2 separate regions of the Homo sapiens genome follow, and region 1 is linked to region 2. The links are chromatin loops, found by intact Hi-C in ENCODE. Cell type or tissue: Caco-2. All regions are shown on one strand. Links, peaks and the distances in the headings refer to the core of each region. The heading gives the core; the rest is flanking DNA. Region 1 overlaps SH3BP4 (SH3 domain binding protein 4). Region 2 overlaps SH3BP4 (SH3 domain binding protein 4).

Evidence for each region. Hi-C counts contacts between places; a loop is a spot of excess contacts. Peaks named below come from ENCODE experiments on the same cell type or tissue, not always from the same donor. Only the 100,000 strongest peaks of a DNase experiment are listed, where the experiment ranks them.
Region 1: a loop joins it to region 2, with 4 times the contacts of the local background. A loop is called at or near these places in 14 of 110 quality-filtered maps.

Annotation. Positions count from the first base shown.
Region 1 is chr2:235,005,405-235,013,116 of GRCh38, reverse strand. All of the region lies in intron 2 of SH3BP4 (SH3 domain binding protein 4), which reads right to left. Among named protein-coding and RNA genes, the nearest start is that of SH3BP4, 57 kb to the right of the region's middle. RefSeq lists enhancers at 1-462, 463-1,038, 1,039-1,615, 4,575-5,211, 6,569-7,158 and 1 more. In Caco-2, for the core only: no CTCF peak of the experiment used is centred there; a DNase peak (open chromatin) is centred at 4,366; H3K4me3 peaks cover 208 bases.
Region 2 is chr2:235,054,107-235,061,818 of GRCh38, reverse strand. SH3BP4 (SH3 domain binding protein 4) reads right to left here. Exons shown (of 6, transcript NM_014521.3): 6 at 6,105-7,712. Among named protein-coding and RNA genes, the nearest start is that of SH3BP4, 110 kb to the right of the region's middle. RefSeq lists a silencer at 5,660-5,954. In Caco-2, for the core only: a CTCF peak has its summit at 5,724 (motif pointing right); a DNase peak (open chromatin) is centred at 5,738.

The DNA.
Region 1 (7,712 bases), core at 2,165-6,164, 48 kb after region 2:
TGCTGATGCAAGATTCATTCTGGGAAAAGACCAGGGAACAGAAAGGCTGTTTTGGAAACATTTCTTTTTATTGTGAGTGGGCTGAAATTTCCACAGCCTGGGAGAAAAGCTGTGTCACCATCTGCATTTAGGGAGCGTGCACATTCGGCGTCCGGCCTCCAGCCCCACAGCCTAGGCGCAGAAAGGCCAGCCCTGCTCCTGGAGGCCTGTGCACTCATCTGGTGTGGTCCTTGGCTTTCTCACCTGATCCTTGGTAAAATATTAAAAACTCATCCCTGTCTCCTTCCTCCTGCTCCTTGGACCACAGTGGGGACTAAGTTGGGACAATGGCACGGCATGAGTTGGAAATGCATGTTGGGGTTAGAAGTGCGTAATGCACTCCGAGATGGAAACGCATTTTAGGGTTAGATGTGCGTAATGCACTCCGAGGAGTAAGGTGGGTGATAGCAAGAGCTGTTGCACCCTGCAGGCACTGCAGCCCAGCCGGCCAGGCAGGTGAAAGGAGGGAACTATGAGCGAGGCTTGGGGTCAGGCCAGGCCTGCAGGCACACAGGTCACCCGGCAGTAAAAGGAAGAGCCCTCCCTTGCGGTGCGGCTGGTTATTGTCCCCACTCAGACACAGGGTGTGCTTTCTTTAGGTGGGATGTACAATGATCCAAACATGACAACCAGGAAGAAAACTTGGCAGACAACTCAGGCGTCCCCTCGGCTCCCATTTATAGAACGTTACAGGACACATTTGTAGCCACCACCCTTCTCAACCTGTGTAAGTGGAGCCTGGTCAGCAATGACCTGTCTGTGGGGTGAAGACGCTGGGTCACTGGCTGTGGCTGTCAATCACTGAACTGTGCTGTGTGCAGCAGGGACCCCAGGGATGGTCTGCCGAGGTCAGGGCGCTTCCCATCCCAGTTGCCGTTCTTGTGTCTCCTCTGGGCTGGCTGTCCCTGCCAGTACCCTGAGCCACTGTCAGCGCCCCGTAACATTCATGAGCAGCTGGAGGGAAGATGCCAGAGTGTTTAAACCAATAAGCTGCTCCCTGCATCCACACTGAGTGTGCGGGCACCAGCCCCATGCTTTCCCTATAATAGGACCTAATCACTTTATTGTAACAGCTTATTGAATTGTGTGTCTCTCCAGCCAAGCTGTGTGCTCCGGGTCAGCAAGGGCTATGCCTGTCTCTCAGAATCCCATCCCCCACCCAGAGCCTGGAATGCAGCAGCAACCGCTCAACGGACACTAATCAACTGCAAGGAGGGCTTCAGGGTGGCTCCCATCCATCTCCTTGTATATGAATGGGGCTGCTTCCCAAAAGCAAGACTTCTTATGCTCATATCCTTCTCATTTCCAGCTGGTACAGGCATATGTTCTGACAAACAGAGAGTTATCAGAACTGGAGTCTTCCTTAATGTAAGTCGAGAGGAAGGACATTCACTAAATACACAGGTACTGAGCCTTTGCCAGGAATACAAAGAAAAGCAAGACTGTCGCTGTTCTCAGCAGGTTTACGGAAATGACAAAGACACAGATGAGAGCTATCATAGAGACTACGATCCAGGGAAGACAGCGAGAGCCACTGTTATGGGTGGAACTGAGTCACCCCAAAAGATGTGTTCAAGTCCTAACTCCTGGTACCTGTACATTTTACCATATTTGGAAATACAGTCTTTGCAGATGTGACGAAGTTAAGATGAGGTCATACGGAATTAGGATGGGCTCTAACTCCAATCACTGGTGTCCTTATAAGAGGGAAATTTAAATCCAGTACAGAGACACAGACAGAAGAGGGCCACATAACAATGAAGGCAGATATTTTTTGAAGGAACGTGGCTTTAAGCTAACGAAGACTGCCAAAAACCACCAGAAGCTAGGAGAGAGAGGAAGGGTTCTCCTAGGAGAGAGAGGAAGGGTTCTAGGAGAGGGAGGAAGGGTTCTCCTAGGAGAGGGAGGAAGGGTTCTCCTAGGAGAGGGAGGAAGGGTTCTCCTAGGAGAGGGAGGAAGGGTTCTCCTAGGAGAGTAAGGAAGGGTTCTAGAAGAGGGAGGAAGGGTTCTCCTAGGAGAGGGAGGAAGGTTTCTCCTAGAAGAGGGAGGAAGGGTTTCAGGAGAGGGAGGAAGGGTTCTAGGAGAGACAGGAAGGGTTCTCCTAGAAGAGGGAAGAAGGGTTCTAGGAGAGAGAGAAAGGGTTCTCCTAGAAGAGGGAGGAAGGGCTCTCCTAGGAGAGGGAGGAAGGGTTCTAGAAGAGGGAGGAAGGTTTCTCCTAGGAGAGGGAGGAAGGGTTCTCCTAGGAGAGGGAGGAAGGGTTCTAGAAGAGGGAGGAAGGTTTCTCCTAGGAGAGGGAGGAAGGGTTCTCCTAGGAGAGGGAGGAAGGGTTGTCCTTGGAGAGCGGGGAAGGGTTCTCCTAGAGTCTTTGGAGAGACACAGTACTGCCAACATCTTGCTTTCAGGCTCCAGCCTCCAGACTGTGAGAATGTGTTTCTGCTTTAAGGCACGCAGTCCTTGGCACTGTGTTACAGCAGCCCTAGGGAACCAGTATGCCCTGCAACATTCATTGGCTGCTGGGTGTGTGTCAGGCACCATTCTAAAAGCTTTCAATGTGTTAATTCATTTGTGTATCACAAGTGCCCTATGAGACAGATAAGGATTATGACCTCTATTTCACAAATGAGGAAACCGAGATGCAGAGAAGCCAAGCCTCTTGTCCAAGGTTTTCCAGCCACCAAACAGCTGGACCGAGTAGTTCTGGGGCCTACTGTGTGCATCTTGCCCTGCGGGCCTCCCCATGAAGCAGGCTGGGCCCAGCACGGGAGGTCAGTGCCACAGGACTCAGACAGGCAACTGGAGATGAAGTGGGGTGGGCCCAGGGACAGAGCAAAGGGGGCTCACAGAAACACCCATCATTTCTGGTGCATGAAGGTATACTGGCTCAAGGTTTATGGAGAAAACCTGGGGTGGGAGCCATAGGGGCCGTGTGCACCATGGGGAGGGGTCTCTAATCTGCAAGTCAGGCTGCCAAGGAGGGGATGATACACCCTCAGTAGTTTGGGGGATCCCGGGGATGGGACGAAGGGTAGACAAGCAGGAGGTAACCCTGAAAAAAGACCCTCCAGGAAGCTCCAGCACTCACCAGAAGGAGGTGACTGAGCATCTATACCACGGCAGGGAAGGTTTGAGGAGAGGAGAGACTAACACACTTTCCCAGGAGCAAGAGGAAGGTCCTGGGGGTGACATGGAGGTGGCGAGCGGAAACCACAAAGACGCTCTTAGCTGGGATCTCCAAAATAGGCTGAATGTGGGCAGCATGGAGAAAAAGGAAGGTAGAGGGTTTTCTCCTGGACATGCCAACATAGGGTACCCACGTGAGGAGCAAACACATGGCTCTGGCAGTGAGAGGTAAATCTTGATTAGATCTGGAATAGACATTTGGGGAGAGATCCATAGAGAGATCCAGATCAAGGATATGGGAAGGAGGCAAGAGTCAAGGGCAAGACCCCAGAGAACAGTTACCACCAAAGGCAGGCCGGCTAGCAAAGAGCAGACACAGATGCAGAAAGAGGCCAAGGAGAGAGAGAAGAGACACAACAGAGAAGCCAAGAAATAATGGAGGCCAACGGAAGGAGCTGAATCCCCAAAGCACTCTTAGACACAATGACCTAGGAGCTCCGTCCTCCAGGGTCCCAGGCACACCACACCACGGCCCCTCTCCCAAACTCTCCTTTAAGATCCTCTTATCTCTGGCTCATTCAGTGACACTTTGGTCCTTTCAACCATCCCACCATACTGGAGCGAGCCTCTGAGTTTTGTTCCTTGGAAGTGGAGGGGACAACTGCCTTTGCAGAGTGGAGGCCCACGGCAGACAGACACACACTGCAGGCCGGATGGCACCTGCAGAGCTCAGAGGGGAGCTGGGCAGCAGGAGGGCCCAGAGAGCACTCTGGGAAGCCTGGTTATCCCAAGTAATAGTCCTTCAGGTGCTAGGAGGCAAGTATATTCTACCCGGAACCATCTCTATTTCAACAAACTCACCAATGGGTCAGTGATGAACATTAAGCTCTCAGCTATGGGGAAACATTCTTATGCAAATCAGCTGATTTCTAGACAATCCCAGAGAACACAAGCTGTCCGTCCACCTGTCCCTTGGGCAAATGTCAGCCCAGCCCCTGTAAGCCAGCTGGAACCCCGGTGTTGTGCTGGTGTGGTAGAGCTTACAGGACAGTCAGACAAAAACAGGCAGGCAGCAGCCAGCTGCTCCCATTGCTTTCTTTTTTAAAGCAAAGCATAAATGAGCAAAGTGTGTGAATCACCCCGTTTTTCAGTAGGGCCTCTGCTACAAGCCCATACCAGGTGGAGATAAAATAGAACAAAACCTACCCAACAGGTTTCCTAGCGGGAGAATGAGTTCACCAGAGGCCGGTGGCCTTTTGATAATTCACAGCTTGTTTGCCTTGGAGTTTTTACAGCGAGTAGGGAGAGGTGCTTGGAAAGGGCACCAAGAGTGATCCAGAGCCAGAGGACACTGCCAGAACCAAGGGGAGCTTGGAGAAGCTTCTTTCTTGTCTCCAACTAGAAAGTACCTAAGGAGCATTATTCTACACAAAGGGTACCAAAAAGAGAATGAGGAGAAAATAACCACCTACAAGGAGAAGCGGTACAAGAGGTAGCACCTCAAGCGTTCTCCGCCTCCTGCTTTATTTCGCCATGGTTCCTGAGTAGGCCTCGGCTGGTTCTTCCTGGCGTTTTCTCTCTGGCCCTCCTGGGCCCTGCAGGGAGGCTGCAGCCCAGAGCTCATGCCAGGCGACCACAGAGCCCCAGCTGCATCAAAGGGCCTCCCTCCCACCAAGGGGCTGTCCCAACCCAGGGCTTCAGGCTGGCTGAGCTGGGAGGTCAGGGTGGCAAACAGGCCTCCTTCCTTTCAGCTTATACACATCCTGCGGTGGCCCCTCAAGCTGTGCCACACCTCTCCGGGCACCAGATCCCACCTAATGGCTCACGACACTGTTCCCACCCAGTCTGGAGAGGAAGGCCACACAGAGGGCCAAGTCCCAGGGCAGCTTTCCTGACAGCTCTGAAACCTCCAAGCCACCCAGCTGCGACTCTCCCTTTCCCACAGGGGTGCAGCTCACGCGGCATCCTCCACCCCCAACGGCTGGTCCTTCTTGGCCTCCTTCAGAGGGTCTCCTCCCCTGACTGCCCTTGACGTCCAACCTCTCCGGTGCCCATCCCTGCTCTGCTGGTCTCCTCGCTGGCGCATTCTCCTCGGGTGCCTGAGTCCACCCTGGGCATGGCTAGGGGCATCTCTGCTGATGGCCAAACCGTGTCTCTACCCTGCCTCCTCAGCACTACCCATAACTGCCCCCACGGGCTCAGGATGGCCGCAGCCCGGGCTCAGGATGGCCGCAGCCTCTCAAGCACTGCACGCCTGGTCTCTTCTTCCCCACTTAGCAACTGGCAGCGCCCAGAAATCCCTCATCCTAAATTCCTCCTTCCTCCAAAACCAGTCAATCAATTCTCTAGGTGAAACAGCAAACTCTCTGGAAAACCATTTCTCCACCTTATCACTGCTGACATTTGGGGCCGGATCCATCTTTGTGTGGGCTGTCCTGGGCACTGCACGATCTGCAGCAGCGTCCTCAGGCTCTACCCACTCCATGCCGGTTGGAACCTCCTCCCTCCTCCCTGCGTGGTGACAATCACAAATCTCCAGACATTGCCAAGTGTCCCTGGGGGGCTGGGAGAGGCAAGGTCGCCCCAGGTGAGAAGCTCTGTGGTAAAGGATCAGAGAGTCAGTATCTGGGGCTTTTCAGGCCATTTGGTCTCCACTGCAACCTGGAGGAAGCAGGGAGGAGCTGCTCTGGACCCCACCTGCCATCTCTCCATCTCTGACATCTCTGACCAGCTCCCCTCTGTGCCTCCTGCTCCTGCCTTCCTGCAGGGACTCACCTGTCTCACCTGGACTCTCCCACTCAACTGCCTCCACTCCCTCCCCTCCCTCCCCTCTACTTGATTTCACAGGTGTGGGCTCACCCGACCCTAGGAAATGGAATTCATTTCCATTCTGACCGGGGGAAGATGACATCCTTTACCCGTGGCCAGGCCCTGTGCTAAATGTTCCGTCAGCTCGTTTAAGTCTCTGAAGCAGATCCGATGAGTAGAGGAAATGGAATGGATTTGGGGAATGAACTTGTCTAAGGACACACAGATGCGGCGTGGCACCCCCAATCTTCTTCACTAAACACCAGGTGCATCAGCCATGTTGCTGCTGTCACGGAGGTCCTGCCCTAGTCCCCCTCCCTTTATCTCCCCTAACCCAGCCCCTCTTTGAATCCCCAGGCAAAACCCAGATGGAGGGTCAGAGCTGGAGGGTCTTGGCAGCCGTGCAGTAGTACAGACGGACGCTTCCATTTGGGAACAGGCCTCACATGCTTGGCCTTGCCAGTCTCATCGGAGAGCCCAAGGGGTGCTGGCCCAGCAGAAATCTAGGCTGGGTGGCCCCTGGCAAAGCAGAGCGAGGGGGGCCCCTGAGTCCACAGACTCCTGAGAGCACAGGCCCCTGAGAGCACAGGCCCTTGGGAGCACAGGCCCTCTGCTTCTGAGAGTCCTGTGGTCCCGCCTGCAGCCAGCCCAGCACCATCGGGACCTTCATCCGCTGGCTTCTTTCCGGGAGTGCTTTTATATCACAGCTAAAAATCCATTAGGAATAAAAGGCACTATGCTTCGTTTCCTAAAAAATGCTACCCCACAGATTTTTGATGGATCCACTCTTGACCAAACCCATGATGCGTATGATACCCCCTGGGGCAGCAAGTGGCCGCTCTGAGATTTTCTGAACACACTCACGCTCAGCCCAAAGGAAAAGGGCAGGAAAGAAAAAATCCTCGCGGAACAAAGCCCGCAAAGACAAAGGAGACCAAGGCTGACTCCCATCTCCCACCTGCTGGCCTTTTCCCGTCCTGCTCGCTAGGTCGTAAAAGCCGTGGCCGGCGTGTGCTCTGGGTACAAAGCAGGCCCCATTCTCAGGTCACTCCACTCCAGCCAGCCCAGCACCATGCCAGGACAGGCGGCTCCTGCCCAGGATTAGTGGCTGGGGCCAGACAGCTGCAGGGGCTGGGCCGGCTTCCTACTCCCCCAGGGATCAAAACCTCCCTCTGGCGCCTCCCACAGCCAGGAACACAGGCGGGCACGCAAGAGCGGGATTCCAATTGCAGGAGCTAAGAGTGCTTGGCTGTGTGTAGACCCAACCAAGCCAGCCTGCCTGGGACCCTGGGACGGCCAGGGCTGGCTTGTTTACAATGGGCCACCCCTCCCAAAGCCAGCATGCTCTGGCTCTCCTCTCGTTCTGCCCCCACTGCATTTTGTAAGATGTGTGTGAAACCTGCAAAGCCTGGATCCCTGGGAGGGTTCAGCAAACATGTGCTTCCTTTGAAGCTCTGAAAGGCAGAAGCACAAGAGAGGTCAGCCTGTAGCCTGGACACGAGGAAGCCAAGATCAACAACTAAGCAGGGTGGCGGAGGCGGGGGTTCAGCAGCTCTGAGGGGCTCAAGGTGTCAGGGGAAGATTTGTTAAAATGCAGGTTCTGGGCCTGCCTTGGAGATCTTCACTCAGTAGGGCTGAGACATCACTCAAGGCCCCAACAGGAAAGGGACAATTTACAACAGTGAAGGGACCCCTGGGGGAAGTGACGCCAGGGAAGTGGGGAAGGGGGAAGCCTCCACTGGAAC
Region 2 (7,712 bases), core at 3,310-7,309:
GGCCAAGATCACAGCTTGGGCAGGTTCGTGGGCTGGTGAGGGCTGCTCTCTGCTTCCAAGACGGAGCCTTGCTACCATCAAAGGGGAGCAATGCTGTGTCCTCACGGGCAGGGCAGAGGGGCAAGGGTGCCAAACGCTACTTGAAACCTGTTTTTTTGTTTGTTTGTTTTTTGAGACGGAGCTTCGCTCTTGTCACCTAGGCTGGAGTGCAATGGCACGATCTTGGCTCACCGCAACCTCCGCCTCCCAGGTTCAAGCAATTCTCCTGCTGCAGCCTCCGGAGTAGCTGGGATTACAGGCACGCTCCACCATGCCTGGCTAATTTTTTGTATTTTTAGCAGAGATGGGGTTTCACCATGTTGGCCAGGCTGGTCTTGAACTTCTGACCTCAGATGATCAGCCTGCCTCGGCCTCCCAAAGTGTTGAGATTATAGGTGTGAGCCACCGTGCCTGGCCAAAGCGTCTTTTTTTTAAGGGCCGTAATCGCATTCTCGAAGGCAGCAGCCTTCCTGATCTCATCACTGTTTAAAGACCCACCTCTCCATCCCACTGCACTGGGCGTTACTTTTTAACACCTGGTGTTTCTAGACACATCCAACCATAGCTCATCCCACTCTAATCCCCCCTTGCCCTTTTAAAAGCAACTTACACTCCAGCTTCTCTGAGCTGCTCACTCTTCCCCAGACTTCACCTCACTGGGGAGGCCTTCCAGGCTACCCTGCTCCAGCCTCGCCCCGGCCAGTGCATCACTGATTTTTCTTCCTAGCACCTCCCTCTCCCTGATCATATGAATTTAGTTTGTTCCTATTTCCCCACTAGCATGTGGGCTCCATGGGGACAGGGACCCTAACCCCGGGCCTAGAACAATGCCTGGCAAATAGAAAATCAGTGTCTATCAATTAATAAACACCTCTCCCTGCCCTTTCTGTATCTTCTCAGGACCCCAACCTGCCTTGGGAGGCTCTTCTCACAGCCTTGGCATACCCAGCCGCAGTAGCATCCAAAGTTCCATCAAGCAGCAGGCGCTCTCCTCTTCCTCAAGCACTTTCTCTGTCCACTGATGACAATGCTGCCATCTCCCTTGAATTTCAGGTGTTTGTTCCTGGGTCTTTTTTTTTTTCTTTCTTTCTTTCTTTTTTTTTTTTTTTTTTTGAGACGGGGTTTTTGCTCTGTCACCCAGGCTGGAGTACAGTGGTGCAATCTCAGCTCACGGTGGCAACCTCCACCTCCATGGTTCAAGCGATTCTCGTGTCTCAGCCTCCTGAGTAGCTGGGATTACAGGCACTCACCACCACGCCTGGCTAGTTTTTGTGTATTTAGTAGAGACGGGGTTTCACCATGTTGGCTAGGCTGGTCTCGAACTCCTGACCTCAAGTGGTCTGCCTGCCTCTGCCTCCCAAAGTGCTGGGATTACAGGCATGAACCCAGTGCTCCTGGCCTGCTTGTGTGTGTTGATCTTCCTCATTGGATACAAACTCCTGGAGGCCCAGGAACCATCTCTTTCTCCCTTGCTGTTCCTTGGACCCTCTGTGTGCCCAGGACTGACATGGGCCGACCTGTCTCTGACGAGCAGTGAGTCGACCCTCCATCAAGCTGCCCGTAGCTCACTAATATGTATGCTGCACCCTCCCAAAATGAAAATTACATCGAAAGTTGTAATATATATATATATATATATATATGATATAAGCACACAGATTTTTTAAAAAGCCAATTGAAATGGAAAATTAAGAAAGATGACTCTAGATACTTAAAAAGTCACAAGCACAGCCCATTAATTTCTTCACATTTTCCTTCTCCCTCATGAAGCAGAAAACTCTATCAGAGAAGCAAAGCTTTAAAAATACAATTCTTGCTAGCCTGGAGCAGAAAATACTAATACAAGCACTTAAAAAATGTGTACAGCAAATCTGGGTGACTTCAGTTTCCTTAGGACAAGCTCTTTTTTCTTTAATAAAGGGAAAACATTACATCTTTATTTTCATTAACCTGAACATTGGCGCTTCCTTCAAGAATGCACCTAGGCAAGGAACCTCTCTAATATTAGGAGTTCCCGTAATGTGCCAAACATAGAAATCTCTGATATTTTTATTTCCATCAATGCTTTTGCAGGTATCTAAATGCTCATCACTATTTTGAGTTTCCGGGGGATGTAAGATTAACTACTAGATTGTGTTATTTAATGCATAAAGAAGTATATATATTACACCACAATTTCTAAAAATTGTTGGTAATTGTATGTAAACATAATTGCTTTCATCTGTGATCTCAGGGTTTTTATGTGTATTTCCATAATACTGAGGAGTTTATAGCCTTTCTCAAACTGCCAGAGGTGTTGACCTATGGCACAGAAAGAGCTAAGTTGCTCATTTCAATCTATTTTACATAAAGCCAAATTTTATTGCAGCATAAATCATGGACCAAACTGACAATGTTTCCCTCATGCCAGAAAATGATTCATTAAGGAATATAATGGTTCTTGGTATACACTTCATTGAGCTCCATCCCTGCAAGCTTCCTCTTTGACCTCTTAAAATCCAAGCTGGTTTTGATGCATTCATTGGTGGACAACTTTTCGCACATCTCTTACATTGGTTGTAAACATAGCATGAAGCCCATTCTATTCAGTCCAATAGCCAAAGCCATCTTATTTGGAGATGCATTTCTATTGCAGAGATAGGAACAATTCCTTCAAGAAACCAGTATTGACTGTGCTAGGCTCTTGGGATTCAGAGATGAGCCAAGACAAGGTCACTGTCCTCAAGGAGCTCAGTGTGTGACTCTGCCAGGTGGGGAAGGAAAGGTGCCACAGCCTGGACACAGCTTAGACCAACACAGGGAGGTTTACAAAAAGATGGTCAAGGGAGTGCTGGAGGAAGTCCGTGTGTGCGAGGACATAGCAAAGGGGGTGAGCCCAGAGTTGACCACACAGAAGGATGCAGGAAGGGCTCCTGTGAAAGGAGTCCTTTGTCCTATGGATAGGGGAGGACAGAATTGGAGGGAGGACCAGGGGGAGGGTGTTGGAGTAGCTTGGTCAAAAAGAAAGAGGATGAGCATCCAGGAAAAAAAAGTCTTAATTCTGGTCATGGCAGTAGGAATGGTTGTGAAACCTATGAGTTGCTGGAATCTGGACCACTGATGGGGAAAGGTCCCAGGACCGAGTCTGAGCTTGGGCACTACTGTGGGGTGATGGATACTCAGAGGGGCTGGGGGCTGGAGGATTACAAAATAACTGACTTGACACATGCCCCAAGTGACTTGACAGAAAGATGGCCAGGTGCAGATCAAGGCAAGAATTAATCAGGGACAAAATTTTCCTTTCGTCGAGAAGTCAGAGCCTAACTCTTTTCTAACTAAATCTTTTCTCCTGAATGAGGTCCTAAAGAACATCTACAAATACCATAATGTTATGTTAATTATCATTCTCAACAACATCAATGTCAAAATCAGTATCAATGAAAAACTGGAGGTTTAACTGAACTGCTTGGCCTGGCCTCGGAGTATTAGGGAGAAAAGCCATTTATATTCAGACTGGTACTGACCAATTGTGAACACATTTAGGCCAAGAAAAAATAGTGTGGAAGGGGTGTTCTTGTTGCTGGAAATAATCTGGCTGTGACCATCTCACACCAGTTAGAATGGTGATCATTAAAAAGTCAGGAAACAACAGGTGCTGGAGAGGATGTGGAGAAATAGGAACACTTTTACACCGTTGGTGGAACTGTAAACTAGTTCAAGCATTGTGGAAGACAGTGTGGCGATTCCTCAGGGATCTAGAACTAGAAATACCATTTGACCCAGCCATCCCATTACTGGGTATATACCCAAAGGATTATAAATCATGCTGCTATAAAGACACATGAACACGTATGTTTATTGCAGCACTATTCACAATAGCAAAGACTTGGAACCAACCCAAATGTCCAACAATGATAGACTGGATTAAGAAAATGTGGCACATATACACCATGGAATACTATGCAGCCGTAAAAAATGATGAGTTCATGTCCTTTGTAGGGACATGGATGAAGCTGGAAACTATCATTCTCAGCAAACTGTTGCAAGGACAAAAAACCAAACATCGCATGTTCTCACTCATAGGTGGGAATTGAACAATGAGAACACATGGACACAGGAAGGGGAACATCACACACTGGGGCCTGTTGTGGAGTGGGGGGAGGGGGGAGGGATAGCATTAGGAGATATACCTAATGTAAATGACAAGTTAATGGGTGCAGCACACCAACATGGCACATGTATACATATGTAACAAACCTGCACGTTGTGCACATGTACCCTAGAACTTAAAGTATAAAAACAAAAACAAAAAAAAAAACAAGACAGCATCTTTAACTTGGTTGCACCATCGACAATGAATAACACGGTTCTAAGCTTCAGTTTCCTTCTCTGAAAATAGGAATAATAATAAAATTAATAATAATATTTTAAAAAAATAATAATCCAGCTGTGGTAGGGATGTTTCCCAGTTAAGAACAAGCTGCATTCCCCGCCAGCTTGTGGATTACAGTGATCATCTGGGTCTAAAAGCAACACCAGCCACTGTAACAGCTAACTCACCTTCTCGGTGGCCAATCATAGTTTTATCTCTCTAGATACCGTGTGACAGACACTTTGCTGAACAGAGCTTACTGGGGGTCCCTAAGGGATCTGGGGTCCTTCTATCTGCCCCTGCCTCACCTTTAGGGACTTGGAGTTCCTCCTGATCAGTTGGAAGAAGGGAGGATTTCTGGAAGGTTCCTGTGAGCCAGACTCAACAGCAGGCGGCCCATAGCATTCTGGTTCCCATCTCCTAGCTGGACCGCACCTGACTGCAAGGGAGATGGGGAAAGACAGCCCAGTCGCTGGCTCAGGAAGAGGATGGGTCTTGGGGGAACATGGCAGTCCATCAGAAGAGCTTTCTCCTTTTAAGAATTGCCTTCCTCCACCCTGGCTTTGCTTTGTGTTGGGCGGAGGGCACCAAGATAGATTAAACCTGATTCGTGCACTGTTCTTCCCAAGCAGGCTACGCCCAAAGGGCCAGGCATGGAGCAGGGTGGTGAGTGAATTGTGCCTCTCAAAAAGACGTGTCCAAGTCCTAAACCCCGCTGTGAATGTGACCCTACTTAGAAACAGGGTCATCATAGGTGTGATCAAGTTAAGATGAGGTCTTGATGGATTAGGGTGGGCTCTAAATCCTATGACTGGTGTCCTTAGAGAGAGATTTAGTCACAGACATGGAGAACAAGCGACCATGTGATACCTTGATTTCAGACATCTGGCCTCAAAAACGGTGACAGCACACATTTCTGTTGTCCTTAGCCATGCAGGGCACTTTGTTACGGCAGTCCTGAGTTAAGGTCCCTGCCTCTCTTATTGGCTGTGTAAATTATGGGACCACATTGAGCCCTGTCCTTAACTGCAAAATGGGTATGAGGACCCAGCTGGTAGGTGATGCATGGTGGAATTAACACAGGTACAAGCGGTGGAAAGCATCCAGGTAACAGAGGGCTTGTGCTCACTCCACAAGTCCCAGCCACGTGGAGGGTTTAGCCTCTCCTTGCCCCACGTACCGTGTCGTCGATGCTGCCGACACACTGGTCCCCAGGGCTGGTCTGTTGGTGGTCTAGCTGGCTCCCACTCAGCCTTCAAGCCTTTCATCAAAGTCATGTTCCCAAGAAAGATTTCCATTAGCCCCATTCCTCCCCCTACCTCCAGGTGGAGCTGGTCTCCATTAGGAGTCCTTCACTCCTTTCTCCCCCACAACACGGTCTTCCTAAAGCACGGTCTGCCCTTGTTTGCCACAATCAGCACTTCAAGGCTGACACCTGACACACAGAAATGACTCCATCCTAAACTTTCTATTTCGGGACTGGGGTTGCCAATTCATGGGACCCAGAAAACAGCAAGTCATCGATGTGCTTTCCTTTGGGTGCCTGGTATAACACCAATTCCCATTTGGTTAGTGGTGACTGAGTGACTCGTGTTTCAAGAGCAAATTAAATGAATAGCAAGAAAATAGACACCTGCCACACCAGCTGTCCTACTGTCATCTAGGGGTGACTATTTTGGGGAGGCAGCCATTGGTGTATGTATAAATACGTACATTAGGTTTCATGTTTGTTTTATTTAAAGTCTGGTTGGGTACAGAAAACACACACACACTTAACAGGTTAAAATATCCAAATAAAATTTACTGCAACTTTTGTAGAATTTTATTTGTGCTACAAGACACGTTGCATAGGAAACTATTTAAAGCCCCTGAGGAAAAAATATCCATGGTTTAAGGTGCAACTGGTTTTGTTTCTTCTTTGGGGAAAAGGTGATAGATGGTCTCTGGGAGAAATTATGGGGTGGAGTTGAGAAGCACAATCGAAGGTTATATGGTGGGATGATTGGCGAATTGTGTGTCCTGGTTCTTGCAGCATAAAATAGCTAATGTTTGTTCTTTTTTTCAGTCCGTTGGTCTTCAGTATCTGAATAAGTAGCTATACAACGTTTCAGGCCAGTAAGGGAGTATACATTGATTATACTAAGGAAGTAACATGTTTCAAGAAAGCAGTTTTAGAGAATGAGATTCGGGATCCCAAATGGTCCCTGACAACTGCAGGCACACAGGAAGTGTCCTGGCACGTTGCTAAGGATCACCTCACTCTACTGATTTGCCAGTATCAGTCCTTCCTCCTGCTCCCTTCCAACACGCGACATCTACGACGCATTGTGAGATTCACACAGCATGTCTGCACCCTAAAGTTATTAATGCAACACTGTGTCAAGTTCCTGATTTTATGTGAGTCACATTTTCATTTTTACAAAATGCTCATCTTGCTCAGATGATCTTTACATTGTACAAAAAATGGTTTCATCTAAACTATGACTTCCTTCCGAGGAGACACAGGTACACCAGGAAGGAAGAGGGGTTAAGCCTTAGATGAAATGAAATGCAGAGTTTGGCAAATGGCAGCTGGCACCTCTGCACATCAGCATAAGGCGTTGCTTGTGAGGCCAACCACAGCATCTGCAATAAGCACGAGAGTCAGTGGCCACCAAGGCTCTGATTCGGTCATGAAGTTTTCTTCCTGTCCACAGAAGAGGCAGCAAACTCTATGGGAAGCACTGCTTTGACCTCAAGGAAAAAACAGTACAATGGCCTCGTAGCAGCAGGGACCACCTCACTCTCAAATGGCATTGTTCTTGTCAATGACTAATTGCACACTGGCAGGGGCCCTAAAGACTGTCAACTCATGGCTGCTTTCTAATCTATTGGCAGAAACAGCTCAGGGCACCTAAATGCTAATGCGGGACTTCACTCTGCCCACTGAAGCTCACCAAAGATTCACATATTCTATGGATGGTCATTTACTACGAGTGAGGCAAAGCACGGAAGACAATCAAATCCGAGGAGGGAGCAGGACCTGGGGCCTTCTCAGAAAGAATGAGCTGTACCCGTTTACTGAAAAGCCACTTTTTCCCACGTGATTCACCTTCTTACACGCAGGGAGTGAAAGAGGTCCAACAACCGAACGAGCATCTTTCCGGGCTGAGTGTTGAAATGCAAAGTGTGGCCGGGAATCAGAAACGCTCCCAGTGACCTTTAAATACCTATATACATCTCTAACATAATTTAAAAAGGTCTATAACAACATAAAAACCTCAACAGCCTGTGCCCCTATTTTCTTTTAAACCTTTATGGTCCATAAAAAAATTAGATACCA